Regions from separate parts of the Homo sapiens genome. Here region 2 is linked to region 1. A link is a contact called in ENCODE Hi-C or POLR2A ChIA-PET data. All regions are on one chromosome and are shown on one strand. Each heading gives the region's core, a stretch centred on a gene start or an enhancer-like site at or near the end of the contact. The rest is flanking DNA. Distances are from core to core; before and after follow the strand shown. Region 1 overlaps MCF2L2 (MCF.2 cell line derived transforming sequence-like 2). Region 2 overlaps MCF2L2 (MCF.2 cell line derived transforming sequence-like 2).

Region 1 (5,684 bases), core at 1,182-3,681:
GAGAATTTTTTCACTCTATCTGCATCCATCAAGGACCCACTCAAATGTAATCACTACAGACCTTAGTGACTGCTTTTTCCTTTAAATCCATTCAATTCATAATCAATATCGACATAAATAGTGCAGGAAATATGTTTTAGTAAAGGCAACTGGTAGAAGTAGATACTTAATATTTGCCACATAAACAAATGTTATCAGCACAGGTTGAGCATCCATAATTTAAAAAATCTGAAATCCTCCAAAATCTGGAACTTTCTGAGAACCAGTATGACACTGGAGGTGAAAAATTCCATACCTGACCACATGTGATGGGTGGCAGTCAAAACACAGTCAAAATTTTGCTTCACGCACAAAATTATTTTTTATTTTTTATTTTTTTGAGACGGAGTCTTACTCTGTTGCCAAGGCTGCAGTAGAGTGGCACGACCTTGGCTCACCGCAACCTCTGTCTCCTGAGTTCAAGGGACTCTCCTGCCTCATCCTCCCGAGTAGCTTGGATTACAGGCGTGCATTACCATGCCCGGCTAATTTTTGTATTTTTAGTAGAGCCAGGGTTTCAGCATGTTGGCCAGGCTGGTCTCGAACTCCTGACCTCTGGTGATCTGCCCACCTCAGCCTCCCAAAGTGCTGGGATTACAGGCATAAGCCACTGCTCCCGGCCTTCATGCACTAAATTATTTAAAATATGTAAAATTACCTTCAGTCTATGTGTATAAGGTGTCATGAAACATAAATGAATTTCGTGTTTACACTTGGGTTCCATCTGCAACATAACTCAGTACGTATGCAAATACTCCAATCCTCCCCTAAAAAAAAAAAAACTCCAAAACACTTTTGGCCTCAAGCATTTTGGCTAAGGGATATTCAAACTTGTAGTTTCTATCTTACAATGTATTCACTCTCTACCTCATTTTAAACATTCGACGCATCTTACAGAAATATATACAGTATAGACAGATAGAAAATAACCGAGGGAATTAAGGTGAAGAAAAAATAAAGAAGTTGGGAGCTTGGCGCCTGCCTGTAGTCGCAACTACTTGGGAGGCTGAGGCAGGAGGATCACTTGAGTCCAGGAGTTTGAGGCCAGCCTGGGCAACATAGGGAGATCACCATCCCTAAATATAAAGACAATAAATCAGATGAACTGTTCCAGAAGGTGTAGAAGATAAAAGAAAAGATGAAGAGGTTATATGTAAAATGCATATAATAAAGCCATTTAAACTTGATGTAAACTTGGCTCTGACTTTCTAATAGCAATACAGAGGGAAACATGGTGAGTGGTACGATTTATTATGTCTGAAGACATACACAAACCGGTTGTTCAGGAAAAGCACAGCTATTCCTACTAAGACATAAGAAACATTTCTCCCAGTGATATGTTGTCACTGAGCAACATCCTCAACCACGCCCTATGATAGAAAGAGGAACATGTTTTAGGTAAAGCTGCTTGTAAGAACACATTTGGTCAGTGTGGAGGCTCAGCTGTCAAAGTAATTCTAGAAGAGGCTAGGATGATAGGGGAAGGGGGAATAAGTCGAGGTGTACACTCTCTAATGACTTGTGAAGATGGGGTGACGTGAGTTAAGGCATCCACAAGGCTATTGTAGAGGAAACAGCCCCAACCAGAAATGCTGAAGAGGCAGCCTCAGGCAGCAAGGTTTGTGCTTTATTACCTCTGAACTTTCCTCATCACCCCATCCACAGCCATGCTGCTGCACCTTCATAGGCAAGTAATCAGAGGATGTGAATCCAGAGAGGTACCAGCAGCTGACCATAGGGCCCCCAGCATAAAAACAATGTGCCAGGGTTGGGGGTTGGCAATGTGATCTCTCCCTGAACTGAAGAAAACAGGAGGAAGTGGTGACCAGCAGGAGACGGGGCTGTGAGATGCTTTAGGGGAAAGCAGGCAGTGGAATAAACGAGAAGGAAACAGAACTATGAAGAAGGTGAGTCATTAGAAATTATGAGGAAGAGGAAGAAACTGACGGAAGGGAAAAAAACAGTCAGTAGGTGGTAAGAGGGGGGGCGAGCAGGCATGTGGGTGCACTTGACATATACAGGCGGGTCACACAGGTAAGAACCCCGGCTCCCTCCCCAGGCCCAGGCCCCAGAGGTGCTGTGGATCCTGGGTTTGCTCAGTTCCCATCTCCGCGAACTTGGCTTTGCCATCGTGACTTCTTGAGAAGCTGCAGGTCAGCTTTCCAGTAAGCCCATTATTACTGGAAGTGACTCGGGGGGAGTCGCTGGGTCTTTCAAGTCTGGCAGAAACATATGGGCACATATCCTCTGGGTCATGTTGCACAAATGTTCTCAGGACCACACATATGACGGTATTGCCCATCTCCACGCCCAAGGTCCGATCTCCAGCGGGTGAGCACATGCCCTACACGGTGCTGACCAAGGGCAGGCACACACACTGTTCACTGTGCTGTGTGGAGCTGCTCCGCCTCCAACAGGAAGCTGCAGGGACATTCCCTGAGCAGGAGCAAGAATGACCTTTTCCGTCACGTGTACCTTTTCTTTCCAACTAGACTGTAGTTGATCTCAAGGTCGGAGACCACGTTGCACAACCTCTTTCAGATACGTGTTCACCAGTATTTATTTATTTATTGGCATTCCCTAGTATTTATTTATTTATTGGCATTTAGTGGTGCTTGGGAGTAGGGGACAGGAAACAAAATACTCATCACTGTGAGGGAATATTGATTTATCCAAGGAGTTCATTCAGCGACGCCCCTGTACTGGGTTGAATAGTGTTCCCCCAAAAACTCATGTCTATGAGACCCTCAAAATATGATCTTATTCGGAAAGAGGGTCTTTGCAGATACAATTGGTTAAGATGGGGTTGCCCTGGGTTAGGATGGGTCCAAATCCAATGACTGGTATCCTTATAAAAAAAGAAAACAAAGAAATGGAGACGCACGCTGAGGGAACAGCCATGCAAAGGCAGAGGCAGAAATTGGAGTGGCACAGCTGTCAGCCAAGGAACTCCAAGAATTGCCGGCAGTCACCAGAAGCTCAGACGAGGTAAGGAAGGATTCTTCCTGAGAGCCCTCAGAGGGAACGTGGGCCTGCTCTCACCTTGCCTTTGGACGTCTAGCCGTCAAAACTGTGAGGGAATAAATTTCTGTTGTTTTAAGTCACGTACTTTGTGGTTCCTTGCGACATCAGCCCTAGGAAACGAATATACTTCCAACTGTTTTCCACCAGTAACAAAGAAGTGTGGCCATGTCACACGGTGTGTGGAAGAACCTGATGGTTGTGAACTCAGAGATGGAACATAGCGGCTACCTCAAATGAGCGAGCGATAAGTTAGATGGCCTCCTCTGTACAAGAAGTGATAGCAAAATCAATTAGTAAATGCTACCACTTTCACACCTGGGCATTCTGCAGGTAAGAGCCCCGATACAAGGATTTCAAATGTGACTACATTGGCCAAATGAAGAGTCTGGCTGAGAGAGTGAATCTAGGGAAGCTGGCCTCAGCAAGAGCTTCTTTTGGGTGCCCGTGTTTCCATTCCAGGTAGTAAGAGTTAATATGACTGTCACAAACTTACTGCACAAAGAAGCAGGAAACATCTGTATAAATGCGTCCACACAGAGCCTGAGTCCAGAAATGAAAAGCAGAAGCTGTGGGAGCCTGTGATTACAATAGTCAGGGGCAAAGAGGTATCTTCCTTTCCAGCTTGAGCAGGTCCCCATATAACGTACCACTAGGGCTGTTTATTCGGCATCTGTTGGGCGCCAGGCACAGTGCTTGGTGCCTTACCCATCATTTAATTCTCACTTACTCCCGGCAACCGCCTGTAATATAGGTATTGTGGGGGGGTGGGGGGGGTGGGGGGGTGGGGAATGAAGAAGATACTTTGCCTGGGTCACTAGGATTATTTACTTAGCCCTATCTCTGCAGCTAACACTGTGGTAAGGAAAGAGGAAACTGAAATAGAAATAAAATCCTGGCCCTAGCTCACAATGAACTTACAATACAAGTACATCCTTTAGTGGTTTATATAAATTTGTTCCAAAAAGGAAGACTGTTTCATTCAATCTTTACAAGTCAACTTTGGAACTTATCCCTGGCAAGTCAGAATTTAAATGCATCTCTAATATGCATTGGATTTGAAAAAAAAAAAAACTTTTGTTTTTTTTTTGCAAATAGATAGAAGTAAATTATAACTCAGTGTTCCACAAAACAAACTTGTTTGGAAAAGAATTTTAAACTTCTGTGATTAAATTAGACCCAGGACTAATTGAGTACACAGAAAAACAAGAAAATATAAATATCAGAAGGGATTTTTTTCTAGTTGCTTTCTAGTTGTTTAATTGTGATAATTTAATTATCACATTCAATTTCTTTCCTTTATAAAACCAGGTTAATATTAAATTTCAAGCAGAGAAACTAAGAGGTTAAACTGGACTCAGCCATGCATATAGCTGTAATTTATTACAGGTGATCATAAACACCTGTAATAAAACTCTACAAAATGGAGACAAAGAATCTCAGAATCATTTGAGCTGAGTTAGAGGCAGTTGTCAGTCAATTCTAATCAGAAACAGATAAAGAGTGGAATAGCACCCTGATAGGGAATGAACAAGAAATAGTCCAAGGTGACAGCCATGTAATCTTGAGTGAGTTAACTCTTCTTTCCATGGATCTTCTTTTGAATCAGAAGGTTGAAAATTCCAATATCTACTCCTCCATAATTCAACAGGATTATACAAAACTGTCAGGAGAAATTAGCTGATGTATTAGATGTAAAAGTAAGTTAAGTCTTAGTAGAAAAGGTACCAAAAAGCATCTGGCAGAGGCACAATTCTGAGGACACATGGTCAAAAAAGGTCCTTTGCTTTTTGCGTGTAAAATCTCCAAATTCTGTAAGCTGGTTCATCCTATTTGCATGCAAACTGGCTGGGAATGAAATTAGGGCAGAATGTTATTTGCTCATGTTTTAACCATTCTTTTCTCACAGCCTCCTCCTCCTATGTTATTTACACTGTTTCCTGCCCTGTGTATTGTTTCCAGGACATTCATTAGATTCAGGGAAATGAAATTTAATAGGGATGTCTAATACGTAATTCAAGATTTAAAAAGGAACAGAAAGATGCCCTGGATTGACCTAACAAATTGTTCCCTTGACTTTCCTCAGGCGAAGAAAGAAGAATTATTACCAAGAAAATGATCCTTATACACACCCTAACCCTACTCTGCAGTTTATGCATATCCTCTTGAATCATGCATCAGTTGTCATCAGAGACACCTTGGAGTCCCAGGGGACAGTAACAGCATCATGGCTGGGATCACAGCAAACCCCATGGGGCTAAGTTTCTGAGATCCAGGCCCAAGAAATACCAGCGTGGGAAGTAAAAATAACTCATTTTTCGGACCTTAATAACTTTCATGGTTTGATTTATGACAAGGAAAGAAAAGTCATTTCCTCTACCAAGACCTCAATACATGGTATGTTCAAAACCAAATAAAAATGAAAAGAAAAAAAAAGAGAAGGAAAAAGTATAATATAATCACAAGTGACAAAAACGCAGAAGAGGGGGTCACAGAGATGTGATGTAAGAAAAACTTGGCCGGGCACGATGGCTCTCACCTGTAATCCCAGCACTTTGGGAGGCGGAGATGGGTGGATCACGAGGTCAGGAGTTCGAGACCAGCCTGACCAACATGGAGAAGCC
Region 2 (5,554 bases), core at 1,594-4,093, 96 kb after region 1:
GTATAGAAACAAGTGACACAAATCAAGTAGTGGCTAGTTAAAAGGACTGAGGCAAAAATACCCAGAACACTTGTTCTAAACAGCAAAGGCCCAGGTGCACTGGTTACCACCCCTACAAGATGACTGGAATACTCATTCCCTGGGCAGTGATTTTTTTTTTTTTTTTTTTTTTGAGATGGAATCTTGCTCTGTAGCTAGGCTGGAGTGCAGTGGCTTGATCTAGGCTCACTGAAAATTCTGCCTCCGGGGTTCAAGCGATTCTCCTCCCTCAGCCTCCCGAGTAGCTGGGACTATAGGCGCCCACCACTATGCCTGGCTAATTTTTTTTTTTTTTAATTTTTAGCAGAGATGGGGTTTCACCATGTTGCCCAGGCTGGTCTCGAACTCCTGAGCTCAGGCAATTCACCCGCCTCGGCCTCCCAAAGTGCTAGGATTACAGGCGTGAGCCACCGCGCCTGGTCTGGGCAGTGATTTTTGACTCTTTGGTTCACTGCTGTGTCCTCAGAACTTAAACAGTACCTGGCATGGTAGGAGATGAATAAATATTTGCAGAATAGATGTCGAATGAATGACAGACCTTTCCTAGCACTGCTCAGCTACCGCAGACTGAACCTAGCACATGTTCCATAGCCCAGAATTTATCCCTCTACCTCTGTAATGTTAATAACAACAGCTAACATCTACTGAGAGCTTAACAGATGCCAGGCACTGTTCTGAATGCTTTACATTTGCTTATTTCCTTAACTCTTCACAACAAACCCTTTGATACAGGTACTGTTTTACCAAAGGGAAGTGGAGCACAATGGCCCAAGGTGACCCAGGTAGGAAAGAGAAGAGCCAGGCTTCAAACCCAGGCAGTCTTGCTCCAGGATCTGGCTCAGACCAACATACACAGAGAAAAATGGCTGCACTTGTTCTGCCTAAACTTAGAGACCTCATTTGGTTGCTCGAACTTGTCTGACTTTAGTCAAATATAGAAACATGAGACTTGGCATGAAAGTCTCTGTTGACACTTTTTTTTTTTTTAAGTCCAGCTGCCTAATTTATTAAGAACAGGGCAGAATTTTCTGGGTCCAGGGAAATTCACCACAGGATACTTCCAAATCACCCTGTGGTGATCAGAGCCTGCCCTTCCCTCAGCATACAGTATTTCACCCTTCAGAATTTTCCAGAAGACATTTGAGATGTTAGAGGGAAGATGTGTGTAACAGGTCCAAATGGGTCTAGGGAGAAACGCCCATAAAGGCAACTGAGGAGGCCGGGCGCAGTGGGTCACGCCTGTAATCCCAGCACTTTGGGAAGCCAAGGCCGGCGGATCACAAGGTCAGGAGTTAGAGACCAGCCTGACCAACATGGTGAAACCCCATCTCTACTAAAAATACAAAAATTAGCCGGGTGTGGTGGAGGGTACCTGTAGTCCCAGCTACTTGGGAGGCTGAGACAGAAGAATCGCTTGAACCCAGGAGGCGGAGGTTGCAGTGAGCTGAGATTGTGCCACTGCACTCCAGCCTGGGCGGCAAGAGTGAAACTCCGTCTCAAAAAAAAGGGCAACTAAGGAGCAACCCGGATTCAGCCACCACATGGCTGGAAGGTCACTATTACAGAATTGAAAGGACAACAATAGTTTCTGACCACTGACTACTGACCACCAACCATATTGCAAGCTGACCACATGAAGTCCCTACCACACATCTAACTCATTTAATCTTCACAAGGTCTCTGTGAGGCAGGAATTATTACCTCTGCTTTACAGATGAGGGGGACCATATTCAGAAAGGCTACGAAACGTGACTAGGGTCATACAGCTGGTACTTGTTAGAGCCAAGATTTGAATCCATCCCTATCCGACTTCCAAAGCCTGTGTTCTTGTCACCTTCCAGCCCACCTGGCCTCTACACATGTGCTATGAAATCCTCCTGGTGCCTGCAAAGAAATTTATGGTGAAACCTCCAAATTGAAGCTTATTTTTTTAGTTTATATACCTCCCACTCAGGATAAATAGTCATCAAAATCTCCAAAGTAAAAAAGAAAGAGTGAGGGAAAAAATGGCTAAAATCTTCTGATCACAAGCCCATCTGGGATCTTTCAGATGCTGAAAATTCCAGAAGGCTGGATCGTCAAGTTTCAGCTTAGAAGTTGCAATCAGAAATCTTTATTGAAATAAGTTTATTTCCCCCCGAGGACTCTGCTGGTATAACAGATGAGAGATGAGAGTGCCTACTAGGGAAGAAAGTGGCGAGAAAGCGAGTGATGCTACTCTATCCGGGAATCTAGAACAAACCCACAGAGGATCCACAGGGATGGAGTGTGTGTATGGGGAGGTGGGCCAGATGAAACAAGAAAGGCAGAAAGCTAATGGTTGTTGAAATTGAATGATGGACACTTGGAGTTCATTGTGCCAGTCTATCTGCTTCTCTGTGTGTTTGAAAATTTCACACATGTACACAAAGCCATGACCCTCCAACAAGATGACATCCTTAGATGTTAATGGCCTGGGTTCCATGCCTTCTTAGACACAGCACCCTTATGGGGAGAGGTCAAGGCTGAAATCAGGTGGTTCCTCCACCCTGTCCTGGTCTGTTCCCTGCTGGCCCCTCAGCAAGGGTCTCAGTACGGCCCACAGTCAAAACCCTGCAGCAAGTTCTGCTTTTATAGAAGACCTTCTGTAAGTGGTTGAAACTACTGTTTTTCAGAATCAGGAAGGAGCATTCAAAAGACTGCTAAACCCTCAAACGAGAACAAGATAAAGAACAGGCTGAATCAGCATGCGACAGGAGCCTGGTTAGTGAGTTGACTGAGGTTACTTGTGAGAATGATGTCACTGTGTGGAATAAGGAAGCTGGCAACACCCCAGAGCCAGCGTGTGGCTGTGCTGGGAGGGAGCTGGCCCCTTAGTGCCGAGTAAAGGACAAACTCCAGGCAGATATTTGTCAGATTGTGGCCAGACACAGTCTTGTTCCTTTAACACTTTAAAGGACAAATGGAAAGATTAGCCAAGCCCTAATCATCTGAAGAAGCCATGTGTCTGAGAAGTCTGAGGGAAGATATATTGAAAACGATCTCAGTTACGATGAGACAGCTTTGTTTGATTTACGCAAAGGCAGAGACACAGGTGTACTACATCCTTCAGGAAGCAAGTTTAGAAATAAGATCTGCAAGTCATAGGATGTGACAGGTCTGCAAATCCTGCAAGTCACAGGTCATCCACAGTGGGCTAGTCTAGCTGCTTCAAGAATGTTGCCCACGAAAGGTGGGTCATGGGTTCACAGAGCATTCCTGTGTTCCATAACCACAGGTTTCATCCCTAACTCTGGTCAGCAACTTTTGAAGTATATACCAAGGACCACAAGTTCAAGGAAGTGGGCAGAAGAAAGAATGTGATGCAGTCATGCAGATCCATCGCCACTATTCAAGACACAGCCCAGAGCGCCTTCCAAGGGCTTTCTGTTCCACTGAGAATAAAATTCAAATCCTCACAAAAGATCTCAGGGTGCAACAGGACTACCTGGCCTCTGCTCATCTCTGTTCACTCATTTCCTCCTGGCCCACCTGCTCTAGCAATGTTCCTTGAACTCACCAAGCTCATTTCCACTTTAGGACCTTTGCACCTGCAGCTCGCTCTTGCTTTGATACTATTCCCTAAGTCTTTGCATGATTACACAGATCAAACAGATCTCAGACCAAAGGTCGTCTTCTCAGGCCTTTCCAGACCATTCTAGCTAAAGTAGCATCCCCAGTCACTTTCTATTATATCTTGTTTTCTTTTTTATATCACTTGTTACTATCTGATGTTATTATTTATTTGATTGCTTTTTAGTGAACTGTCTCTCTCCAGTAGAATGTAAGCTCCATGAGGGCAGATTCTGGACTGTCTGGCTCACCGCTGCACCCACGGAACCTAGGATAAGGAATACCTCTTGATGAATAAATAACCCTCTGGATAGGTCAGTAGCTACTTTCATATATATATGAAGGCATTTTTTTTGATGAGGCACTTTTTCTTAATATATGAATAAGCAAAAAAATATAGTATCTATATTCAGTAAAAAATTATTTTGAAAAAACTAAAATGATATAAGGTTGGGGCTGTCCTGGAGAATCTAAGGTATCTAGTCATCATATATATGAAATTCAACTTTTCCATTGTTTGATAAATGTTCCTGATGACTCATGTGTCTTTAGCACTAGTTTATCTGTCAAATGGTCACTGGTAAGAGAAAGAGCGCTCGCTGTGAAGGGATGGGATTCCTGAATGGGGATCTGGATACACAGCTGGGTTTGTGTGTTCATGCATGTGCACAAGCACCTGCAGCTCAGAATCTACAACCAACAGCTCTTAGAGTCAGTGTGGCCTTGGTATACTTTGTTTTGTATCCTTTAGGGGTGTGTGTCTCCAACTTTAACGTACAAGTCAATCACCTGGGGATCTTCTTAAAATGCAGATTCCAATTCCAGGGTGGGGTCTGAGATTTTATATTTCTAATTAGCGCTTACTCAGGTGACATCTGTGCTGCTGGCCAGAGGCTCACACTTTGGCAAATCTCTAGTACTGCAAAATTGCCGTCTGAGAAACATGCCTCCAGATTAGCTAAGAAAGGAAGCGCTAACCACAGGGGACTTGGTCCCCAAGACCCAAAAATATAGAGAACCTAATTTCAAACAAGCAGAAAGGAACTTCTCTGGAAAGAGACGACTCAGCTTTCTTCATTTGTAATAAACCAAATCTGTAAACACTTAAAATGGAATCATTTCTAAATGCTGACTTGTGTGCGGATCTGGGACACTGTTTAATTCCAGTATGGGACTGTAAAATACATATTCTTTTACAAGTTTCACATTTACAACTCTTGGGACATGAGAAAGGAGAAAGCTTTGCCAATTCTGTGTAGCAATGGAACTAACATGGACCAATTTCCCCCATCTAATTGTCTTGCTCCAGGTATAAAACTAGTTGTTTTTTTTTTTCTGGTTTCTCCTTTGAAAGTTTCCCATCCTTACTACCAACCCCACAACCCCCAGCCCCCTAGTCCAGGCTCCAGGGAGGAGCTCAAGCTGATGGGTGAGCCTCTGATATAATTGTTCTGGTGAGTGATGAGCCTGTTGTGACCTTCTCCCACTTGGCTGCTGACCACGTGAGAGGGCAGGGCTGGTCCAGAGTCCTCACCCGACCTGAGCGTCCAACTGCAACTGTATGTTCCGGCAGCTTTAATAGGACTCTGTGCTGCCCGTATTATTCATAGCAGTTGTTAATGTGCCTCTCTCCTTGGGATCCTGGGGTGACTGAAGGGCAGGACTGGGCATTCCTGTGTCCTTTAGCAACCTTCCAATAGCAATGACTGGACATGATCCATCATTGTCCACAGCAACCTCCCTCCCAGTACACAAAAATGTCAGAAAGCAAACCTGGCTTTTTTCCTCCAGTTTTTTGTGTTCCTTAAGAATCTGCTCCACGTGCATCACGCTGTCTCCAATGCCTGTAAACTCTGCTTGCTCTTCCAGCAAATTATCCAGGGCAAGCTTAGCCTACAAGAAACATTAGAACAGTCCAGAAGTA

The links. Hi-C counts contacts between places; a loop is a spot of excess contacts on that map. ChIA-PET counts read pairs that join two places held with the same protein, here RNA polymerase II (POLR2A). Pooled maps may share reads with other maps.
Region 2: a loop to region 1 is called in a map of CD14-positive monocyte, with 2.2 times the contacts of the local background. The contact joins two enhancer-like sites. A Hi-C loop is called at or near these places in 3 of 168 maps with a recorded cell type or tissue (CD14-positive monocyte and endothelial cell of hepatic sinusoid) and 5 of 50 pooled maps. POLR2A ChIA-PET finds 5 or more read pairs at or near these places in 2 of 52 experiments (PC-9 and activated CD4-positive, alpha-beta T cell).

What each region holds. Positions count from the first base shown.
Region 1 is chr3:183,209,128-183,214,811 of GRCh38, forward strand. All of the region lies in intron 22 of MCF2L2 (MCF.2 cell line derived transforming sequence-like 2), which reads right to left. Among named protein-coding and RNA genes, the nearest start is that of B3GNT5, 41 kb to the right of the region's middle. Within about 2 kb of position 2,432, at least 13 of the 41 ENCODE cell types and tissues checked have a DNase peak (open chromatin) inside an H3K27ac peak, as active enhancers do; they include CD14-positive monocyte, where a contact is called at or near this core.
Region 2 is chr3:183,304,313-183,309,866 of GRCh38, forward strand. It overlaps MCF2L2 (MCF.2 cell line derived transforming sequence-like 2), which reads right to left. Exons shown (of 30, transcript NM_015078.4): 10 at 5,404-5,523. Among named protein-coding and RNA genes, the nearest start is that of B3GNT5, 54 kb to the left of the region's middle. Within about 2 kb of position 2,844, at least 17 of the 41 ENCODE cell types and tissues checked have a DNase peak (open chromatin) inside an H3K27ac peak, as active enhancers do; they include CD14-positive monocyte, where a contact is called at or near this core.